Regions from separate parts of the Homo sapiens genome. Here all the other regions are linked to region 3. The links are chromatin contacts, found by Hi-C or POLR2A ChIA-PET in ENCODE. All regions are on one chromosome and are shown on one strand. Each heading gives the region's core, a stretch centred on a gene start or an enhancer-like site at or near the end of the contact. The rest is flanking DNA. Distances are from core to core; before and after follow the strand shown. Region 1 overlaps SOD2 (superoxide dismutase 2). Region 2 has its middle 39 kb from the start of IGF2R. Region 3 has its middle 110 kb from the start of SLC22A3.

Region 1 (2,712 bases), core at 100-2,599, 780 kb before region 3:
ATGACTTCACCCTAGACAGGTCATGCCAACTTCACATCCCTTTCCAAATAGTATGCCAGTACTATACCAAATAGTATACCACTTTAGGAAGAGTGGTACCAGGTGGTAAGCTCCTATATTCCAATGACCAGAGTAAAATATCACCAGAACTTTATGTAAAATACATCTTGTAAAAGTATGATTACTTTATTTTTCAGAGTTAAGGCAATAATCTGTGGTTGGTTAATGTTCTAAGATGTTACAAGAACTTTAAGAGACAGGGTCTCACACTGTCACCCAGGCTGGAGTGCAGTAGCACAATCATAGCTCACTACAGCTGCAAACTCCTGGGCCTGTGATCCTCCTGCCTTAGCTTCTTAGTAGCTGGGATGATAGGTGTGAGTAACCACAACCAGCTATTATGAGAAATATATAAAATACTATTTGTGATCATGTTATTTATAAGAAATATATATATTGTCTCAATCCTTGCTTGGTCTCTTGGCTCCTAAACCCCTTGAAGTATCTTTGGTTTGCCAATGAAATGATTGGTGGCTGGGAGCCTCTAGGTAGCTTCAGGACGGGGGGCTGCTTACCAGAAAGACCAAGGCAAGATTGGAGGGTTTGGACTCCCAGCCTCAACCCCCAACCTCCAGAAAGGGGAGAGAGGCTGAAGGTTGAGTTAATCGCCAATTGCCAATGGTAATGCTGACATAATGAAGCCTCCGTAAAACCCCAAAGGGTCGGGGTCCAGATGAGCTTCTGGGTAGCTGATGACGTGGAGAGAGCATGAAAGCTCCATACCCCTTCCCACATGCCTTGCCCTGTGCATCTCTTCCATCTGGCTGTTCATCTGTATTCTTTGAAATATCCTTTACAAGCCAGAGGCAATGGCTCACACCTGTAATCTCAGCACTTTGGGAGGCTGAGGTGGGTGGATGACTTGAGGTCAGGAGTTTGAGACCAGCCTGGCCAACAGAGTGAAACCCCATCTCTACTAAAAATACAAAAATTAGCTGGGCATGGTGGTGCACACTTGTAATCCCAGCTACTTGGGAGGCTGAGGCATGAGAATCGCTTGAACTCAGGAGGTGGAGGTTGCAGTGAGTTGAGACTGTGCCACCGCACTCCAGCCTGGGTGACACAGTGAGACTCCATCTCTAAATAAAAAAATAAATAAATGAAATATCCTTTACAATAAATTAGTATTGTAACCAATATGTAGTTTTAATAAAGTAATAAAATTAAAAATGGGTAAACATAAGTAGAGTGTTTCTCTGTGTTCTGGGAGCTGCTCTAGCAAATAAATCAAAACCAAGGAAAGGGTCACGGGAACCCCACTTTATAGCCAGTCAGAAGTATAGGGACTTGCGATTGGTATCTGGAGTGGGGGCAGTCTTGTGGGCTGAGCCCTCCACCTGTGGGATCTGACTCCAATTCCAGGTAGACAGTGTCAGAATTGAATTATAGGACATCCAGCTGGTGTCCACTGGACAACCTGGTGTAAAAGTATTGAGTGGTATGTGACAACAGCAAAAACACTTTGGTTTTGTCGTATATCCCTAATACTATGCTTTTAGGTTATCAGATGATGTTATTACAGATATGACTGGAGATACAGGTCTTGGTCTTAAGAGTAATATTTCAACTACCCATTATTTACTATTCCTTTCCCATGGAAACTCAGTGAAAATGACAGAAGATTATAGGATTTTTAAAGTTTTTGACATGCAAGCATAATGCAGACCTCTTTGATGGTTGACAGATTCTTTTATTAACAGTCAAAAACTTCACACAATTGGAAAATAAATGTTTCTTCAATGAATAATCAAACAAAAATTATCCAGGACCTTATAGGGTTTTCAGTATGTACCAGGCTTGATGCACATCTTAGAAGACAGGACATTATCTTGCTGGGATCATTAGGGTATGACTGAAAGTGAGAAACAGTAATTTGTAAAACATTTACCTAATAATAGCTTTCCCAAACAGTACTTCCCCTGGAATTAAAACAGGAAATACAATTTATGTTTATACGTGGTTTTAGATATGACTCAATATACATAGATTTTAACTTTATGGTTTGGTATTACTTTTTTAAAGGCGCTCAATAGAAATTCAAATCTCACTTTAAGACCATGAATTTCAAGTTGCAATGAAGTGTACAATAAAGTTGTGATTTCTCAACATCAAAGTTTAATTATTACAAAATAGTTCAAGCAACAGATAGAATTTCAAAAACAGTATTTGCTTTGCTTCCTTGTTTTGCTCCAACACTAATCATGCTGAGGTTTTTGAAGCACAGCTATGACTAGGGCAGGCACTGCTGATTCAGTCACAAAAACCCTTCTTGGATGAACAATACTTGTTCTTTTCAGAAGAAAAGCAATTTTACCTTTTCTATTTCTATTATGAAAAACAGAGCTAAACAATTTTTGTATTTTTAGTAGAGACAGGGTTTCACCACGTTGGCCACGCTGGTCTTGAACTCCTTCAAGTGTTCTGCCTGCCTTGGCCTCCCAAAGTGCTGGGATTACAGATGTGAGTCACCCCGCCCAGCCCTAAACAATCTTAAAGTCTCCTTTTCCACCAGATGACTAAAATCTTTAGTTTGTAAATTCCCTTAGTCTCTTAAAATCAATCTATCCAGAAGACAAGAAAGACAAACTTAGTGAAGGAAAGAATGCTTCCTCACTCTCTCACCAGAAAGCCAAAGCAAAAATAGAGCCCCAC
Region 2 (2,838 bases), core at 13-2,512, 530 kb before region 3:
GCAATCATATAATAGTATAGCATATACAGTTATGTAGAGTACACAATACTTGATAATGATAATAAGCAACTATGTTACTGGTTTATGTATTTACCATACTATACTTTTTATTGTTATTTTAGAGTGTGCACCTATTTATTAAAAAATTAACTATAACACAGCCTCAGGCAGGCCCTTCAGGAGGCATCCAGAAGAAGGCATTGTGACCATAGGAGACGACAGCTCCATGTATGTTATTGCCCCTGAGGACCTCCCAGTGGGACAAGATGTGGAGTTGGAAGACAGTGATATGGATGATCCTGAACCTACATGGGCCTAGGCTAATGTGTGTGTCTGTGTCTTAGTCTTTAATAAAAAGTGAAAAAAAAATTTTAATAGAAAAAAGCTTATAGAATAGGGATATAAAGAAAGTATTTTGTATAGCTGTACAGTATGTTTGTGTTTTAAGCTGAATATTATTACAGGAGAGCCAAAAAGTTACAAAAAAATTAAAAAGTTTATTAAGTGAATAAGTTACAGTAAAGTAAGGTTAATTTATTATTGAAGAAATAAATGTAGTGTTCCCTAAGTGTACAGTGCTCATAAAGTCTATCATAGTGTGCGGTACAGTCCTAGGCCTTCACATTCACTCACCACTCACTCACTGACATCAGAGCAACTTCTAGTCCTGCAGGCTTCATTCGTGGTAAGTGCCCTGTACAGGTGTACCACTTAAATAACTTTTAAAATACCCTTCACTCTGATGTTTGCATAATGACAAAATCGCCTAATGACATAGCCCTGTAGTTAAGTGACACATGACTGTATATACATTCTATCATGTATGTACATATATGACATTATGTTAATATAAAGACTAATACAGCGTAGTTCATAGGAACAAGGTTCATCTTACCTGTGGCTTAGCAGATGTTGGGCACAGTTTTGTGGGCTATGTAAAGTAGGTAGGCTCCAAATTGCCAAAAATAGATTTCTCTGGACTATATTTAAAGCAATCAATGTGGAAGAATTTGAGTTTGGTGCCAGTGGGCTTTGAGCTAGTGGTCTAGCCTGCTGTGAAGGCCTAAACAACATTGTAGGCCAACACACGAGGCCACGTCTGGCTCATTTATATAACTGCTATGGAGGAAAAAGAGGAGAGTCTTTCATCAGTAAACATCTCAGTAGCTAATGGTGCTTTCCCTAATTCTGGGGTTCTTTCTATTACGAGGTGGCAATGAGCTTGCGGTTGTATGTTTGCTGTAAACTCTTTGTCACCCTTGCTTGTCTACACCACACCAGGCTGGAGAGGGAAGCGAGGGCTCAGGTAACGGTGGCAGCAGTTATAAAAATAGCTGAATCCTCTCGGCCACCATCCCCGTTCTGGATTTTCCCTGGCAGAGTTCCAGGCGGTTCCACGTGCTTTCCCTGGCTAGCAGCCAGTTTAGTGCACCCACTACAGCCACTGGTGTGTTTGCTTAAAAATGTTTTTCTTGTTTTCTGATTAAAATATGTGAAATGCTTATCATAAATCATCTGGGAACAGGAAAATAGAGACTTAAAAGTGACCTATATCATAGATAAGTGCTAACACTTTGATGTACTTTTTCTTAGTCTTTTAAAGGGCATGTTTATAATATTGAACATCATTACTGCTTTGTATTCAGGTTTTTGCACCTAAGTTAAGTCATATGCCTTTCCTGTGTCATTAAATATGTTTTTGAAGCATATTTAATGCTAGCATGAAATTACACTCTATGGTCATAGTATGTTTGTCCAGTTATTGGACATTCAGGTTGGTACCCAACTGGCCCACTGGTAGCCAATGCTGCAGTTGCTACTGGGGCCCAGGCCACCCCTGCTGCTGTGCCTCCAGATGAGACTGGAAAGGGCTCCTGCCCCATCAGTGTTCACACTCCTACACATCAAAGTAAAAAGCTCTTTCTTGGTTTCTTTCTGCATCTCTGATCTTATGACATTTCATTAAGCTCATTCTATCAAAAGAATACAAACCTTCTCTCTGAGAACTGGTGAAACTTCCAAAAGCCAATAAAAACAAACTGGTTTGGAAAAGGAGAGAAAGCCTGGGCTGAAAAAAGGCTACAAGGGTGACAACTGAGGCACTGTCTCAATAAGGACACTGTGCAGAAACTTGATGTGTTCAGGCTAAATTTATGCCAGAGCCCACAGTGGGCCACTTCACACCTGTGGCTGTTATTAAAGAAGAAAAATAACAAATGTTGGCATGGATGTGGAGAAATCGGAACCCTCATAGATACCAGTTGCTGGTGGGAATGTAAAACGGTATGGTTGCTGTGAACACATGGAGTGGTTTCTCAAAAAGTTAAACATAGAATTACCATATGAACAACCAGTTTTACTCATAGGCATATACCCAAAAGAGCTGAAAGCACGGACTTGTACACATACTTATACATCAATGTTCATAACAGCATTATTCACAGTAGCCAAAAGGTGCAAACAAACCAAACACGTGTCAACGAGTGAATGGATCAGCAAAATGTGAAATATACAATGGAATATTATTCAGCCTTAGAAAGGAAGTTCTGACACACGCTATGACATGGATGAACCTTGAGGACAATATGCAAAGTGAAATATGCCAGTCATAACAGGACAAATGCTGTATGCCTCCACTTATATGAGGTCCCTGGAGTACTCAAATGCATAGAGACAGAAAGTAGAATGCTGGTTGCCAGAGGCTGGAGGGAGGAGGAAGTGGGGAGTGAGAGTTTAATCATTACTGAGTTTCATTTTTTCAAGATGAAAAAGAGTTCTGGAGATGGATGATGAAGACAGTTTTACAACAACGTGAATGTCCTTAACGCCACTGAATGG
Region 3 (2,700 bases), core at 94-2,593:
CAATGCTTCTGGGACATTTCTTTGGCTCCACTTGAGGCTTCCCACAATCAAATGAAGAGGATGCTGTGGCACAAGGTGGGAAAGAAGTCGCATTTGAGTCCAAGTTGGCAATTTTGTCAATTAATTTAGGACAAATTCCAAGCACTGAGTTTTTGATATTTCAAAGGTGAAATTAAACAGTAAAATTATAAACAACTTTTAGATTTTTTTTCTAGGTTTCAAAAGTGGTAGTAAACAACACAGGATGCTCTCCTTTCAAGGAAATATAAGCGCTTTCTAATTATTTTGTTGGAGAAGTGATCAAAGAAATTGGTATAGTTCAGCATTAGAATGAGATCTTTTCTGAGAAGACCTTGATTGGCACAAATAGTTATTCGTCATTGTTATTCCGAACAATGTTTAGAACATGATGTCATCCTTCCCATCATCATCCTCATCACCATCCCCATCTAACCCACATAAAGTTTACAGAAAGGCATGAAGGTTTCTTTTGCATGTGAGTCTGTGTGTGCACGTGTGTGTGTGTGTGTATGTGTGTGTGTGATTGTATGTAGCAAGGATTACTGTCCTAAGTTGAAATGTTGCCTTCTCTCAGCCAGCTTCAGGACAGCTCCTCTGGGGAGCCTCCCATGACTAACTGACTGTCATTGGGGTGACTTACACACATGTGCCTTTATTTTTCTTTTACCTCCTCTCTGCCTTCTCTCTGCAGCCAGCCTGCAAGATCTCTGGAGGTAGGAACAGTGTCCCATCTTTGGTACCACCCATCAATGCCTACAACAGTGCATAGGCTACAGAGGGTGTTCAAAAATGCTTCTCTGTCTCCAGTCCTTCAAGGTCTTCAAAATTATAAACATTAATATAGTTAATAATATTCACATAATTATTAATAACAACTGCAAGAGGAATTTCCTCCCCAACCAACCAGAGATTCTACACTCCAGTGAATTTGGAACCTGAGTTTTCCAAATAACTGTCCATTTGCCATGGGCTGTTCTGAGAATCTATCTATATAAGTCTTTTTTTTTTTTAAAGAAACATTGCATGGAATGAAATCATCTTCCCTAGTGCTGAACTCAATTTCTGCTAATATGCCTTACACACAGTATACATGCATCATTGTACTAAAAGAGTAACTACAGAAATTATGGTACCTGCTCCTACTATTTAAAATAAAACTGAATGTTTCTATTTATTTTTACTTATTATTTATACTGAATGTCTTAGTGGAAATGAACTAGCTATTAAAATCATTCTCCACCAGAGTCTCTAGATTTCTCAAGCATGAGTCAAACCTGAATAAACCACATCCTTCTGCAGGAAACCAAACCCACCAACCACATCCTTCTGTAGGAAACAGTTCTGAGGATTTCCAAGTGTCTTATGGGAACCCTTCTCACAAGGCTTGGGGTTAACCTCACTTGTCTTACATCAAGGTTAGGTGGGGGACCTCACAGTCCATTGGGAAAAATCTTGCTCCCATTCTTCCTTCTTTCTCCAATCTTTAAGAACTCGATTCTCATACAACCTTTATGTGGGTGAGGACAGCAGAAATGCACCTGGGAAGCTACTGCACTTTCCTACCATAGGAGTCAAAGGTGCATGAGTCCCAGGCACAGTAGTGGGGTCTGAGGCAAGAAAGTCAGTGTGGGCTCAACTTCAAGGCAGCCTGTCAAGGATAGAGAGCCCAGGCAGTGAGAGGCAGTGGCATGTACCAGACGGGGCCAGAAGTGGAGAACTGGAACTGACCCCATCGAGGGACTTTCAGGTAGAGGAGCCACCAAGATGCTTCTGCAGAACAAACAAAAACACCCACTCAAGGAAAAGGTCAGCTATCAACTCACACTAAATCCAGAGACCACAATGCCACAATACAATAATATTGGCCAAGTAGAATCTTTACTATCACCCTAACCTCTCATTCTTCCCTCTTGCTCTCCCCAGGAGTGTCCCAAATGCGAAGCTGGGCAGTGTGGCTCCCATAATCTTCATCACTGCCCTGTACCGCCTCCCCAGGAAATCTTGGAATGGTGGTCTTCAGTGGACTTGGAGGCCAAGCTGCTTCCCCCAGCTCAAGGTTCTTCCACATGGCAGACCCAACCACAAGCAACCAAATTATACAAATGAAAAGTCCAGGACAGCTTTCTGTAACTAGGACAGACAAGTTGATTGGTCAGCAGAAAGTAAAATAGGGGACAAGTCCAAGTGGCTTTTTGTTTTTTCAGAAATACCCATGGATTTGTTATCCCAGTTGTTTAAGATCTAATGTCAACTCCACTTACCCTGATCCAAGCCTCATACTCCCAACAAGAGTCTTGGAGCAATGAAGAGGGAACCCAACAAACAGTCTCTAAGCAATGATGCTAATGTGAATCGTGAGGAATAATCTTAGGAGAAAGGCCATTTGGGGCTAAAGAGCTGCACTACCCTTCACTGAATTCCTAGGATGGCCATCTGTAGGTTTACAATGTGCACCACATGCTTAGCTGTGCCCTGCTGTTCGTATATTTTTCATACTTCTCAGCTGCAGAAGAGAAAGGTTTTTTATCCGAATGACTGTAAATTTCTTTTTCATGCATCCCATGCTAGACACTGAAGTGCTCAGTGGGACCACCCTGGGGCTGATTAGATCACCTCTAAGTGTGCTCTTTGGGAATTTTACATTTATTTTATTTATGTGTGTGTGGTGGGAGGGGCGGG

Evidence for each region. A loop is a pair of places that touch in the nucleus more often than their neighbours do. ChIA-PET counts read pairs that join two places held with the same protein, here RNA polymerase II (POLR2A). Pooled maps may share reads with other maps.
Region 1: a loop to region 3 is called in a pooled map, with 4 times the contacts of the local background. The contact joins two enhancer-like sites. A Hi-C loop is called at or near these places in 1 of 168 maps with a recorded cell type or tissue (CD8-positive, alpha-beta T cell) and 2 of 50 pooled maps. POLR2A ChIA-PET finds 5 or more read pairs at or near these places in 1 of 52 experiments (activated CD8-positive, alpha-beta memory T cell).
Region 2: a loop to region 3 is called in a map with no recorded cell type, with 13 times the contacts of the local background. The contact joins two enhancer-like sites. A Hi-C loop is called at or near these places in 1 of 168 maps with a recorded cell type or tissue (dorsolateral prefrontal cortex), 16 of 37 single-sample maps with no recorded cell type and 19 of 50 pooled maps. POLR2A ChIA-PET finds 5 or more read pairs at or near these places in 1 of 52 experiments (OCI-LY7).

The regions. Positions count from the first base shown.
Region 1 is chr6:159,677,387-159,680,098 of GRCh38, forward strand. It overlaps SOD2 (superoxide dismutase 2), which reads right to left. Exons shown (of 5, transcript NM_000636.4): 5 at 1-2,712. Among named protein-coding and RNA genes, the nearest start is that of SOD2, 14 kb to the right of the region's middle. Within about 2 kb of position 1,350, at least 2 of the 41 ENCODE cell types and tissues checked have a DNase peak (open chromatin) inside an H3K27ac peak, as active enhancers do.
Region 2 is chr6:159,928,714-159,931,551 of GRCh38, forward strand. No RefSeq gene overlaps it. Among named protein-coding and RNA genes, the nearest start is that of IGF2R, 39 kb to the right of the region's middle. RefSeq lists an enhancer at 2,791-2,838. Within about 2 kb of position 1,263, at least 4 of the 41 ENCODE cell types and tissues checked have a DNase peak (open chromatin) inside an H3K27ac peak, as active enhancers do.
Region 3 is chr6:160,461,313-160,464,012 of GRCh38, forward strand. No RefSeq gene overlaps it. Among named protein-coding and RNA genes, the nearest start is that of SLC22A3, 110 kb to the left of the region's middle. RefSeq lists an enhancer at 1,626-1,675. Within about 2 kb of position 1,344, at least 3 of the 41 ENCODE cell types and tissues checked have a DNase peak (open chromatin) inside an H3K27ac peak, as active enhancers do.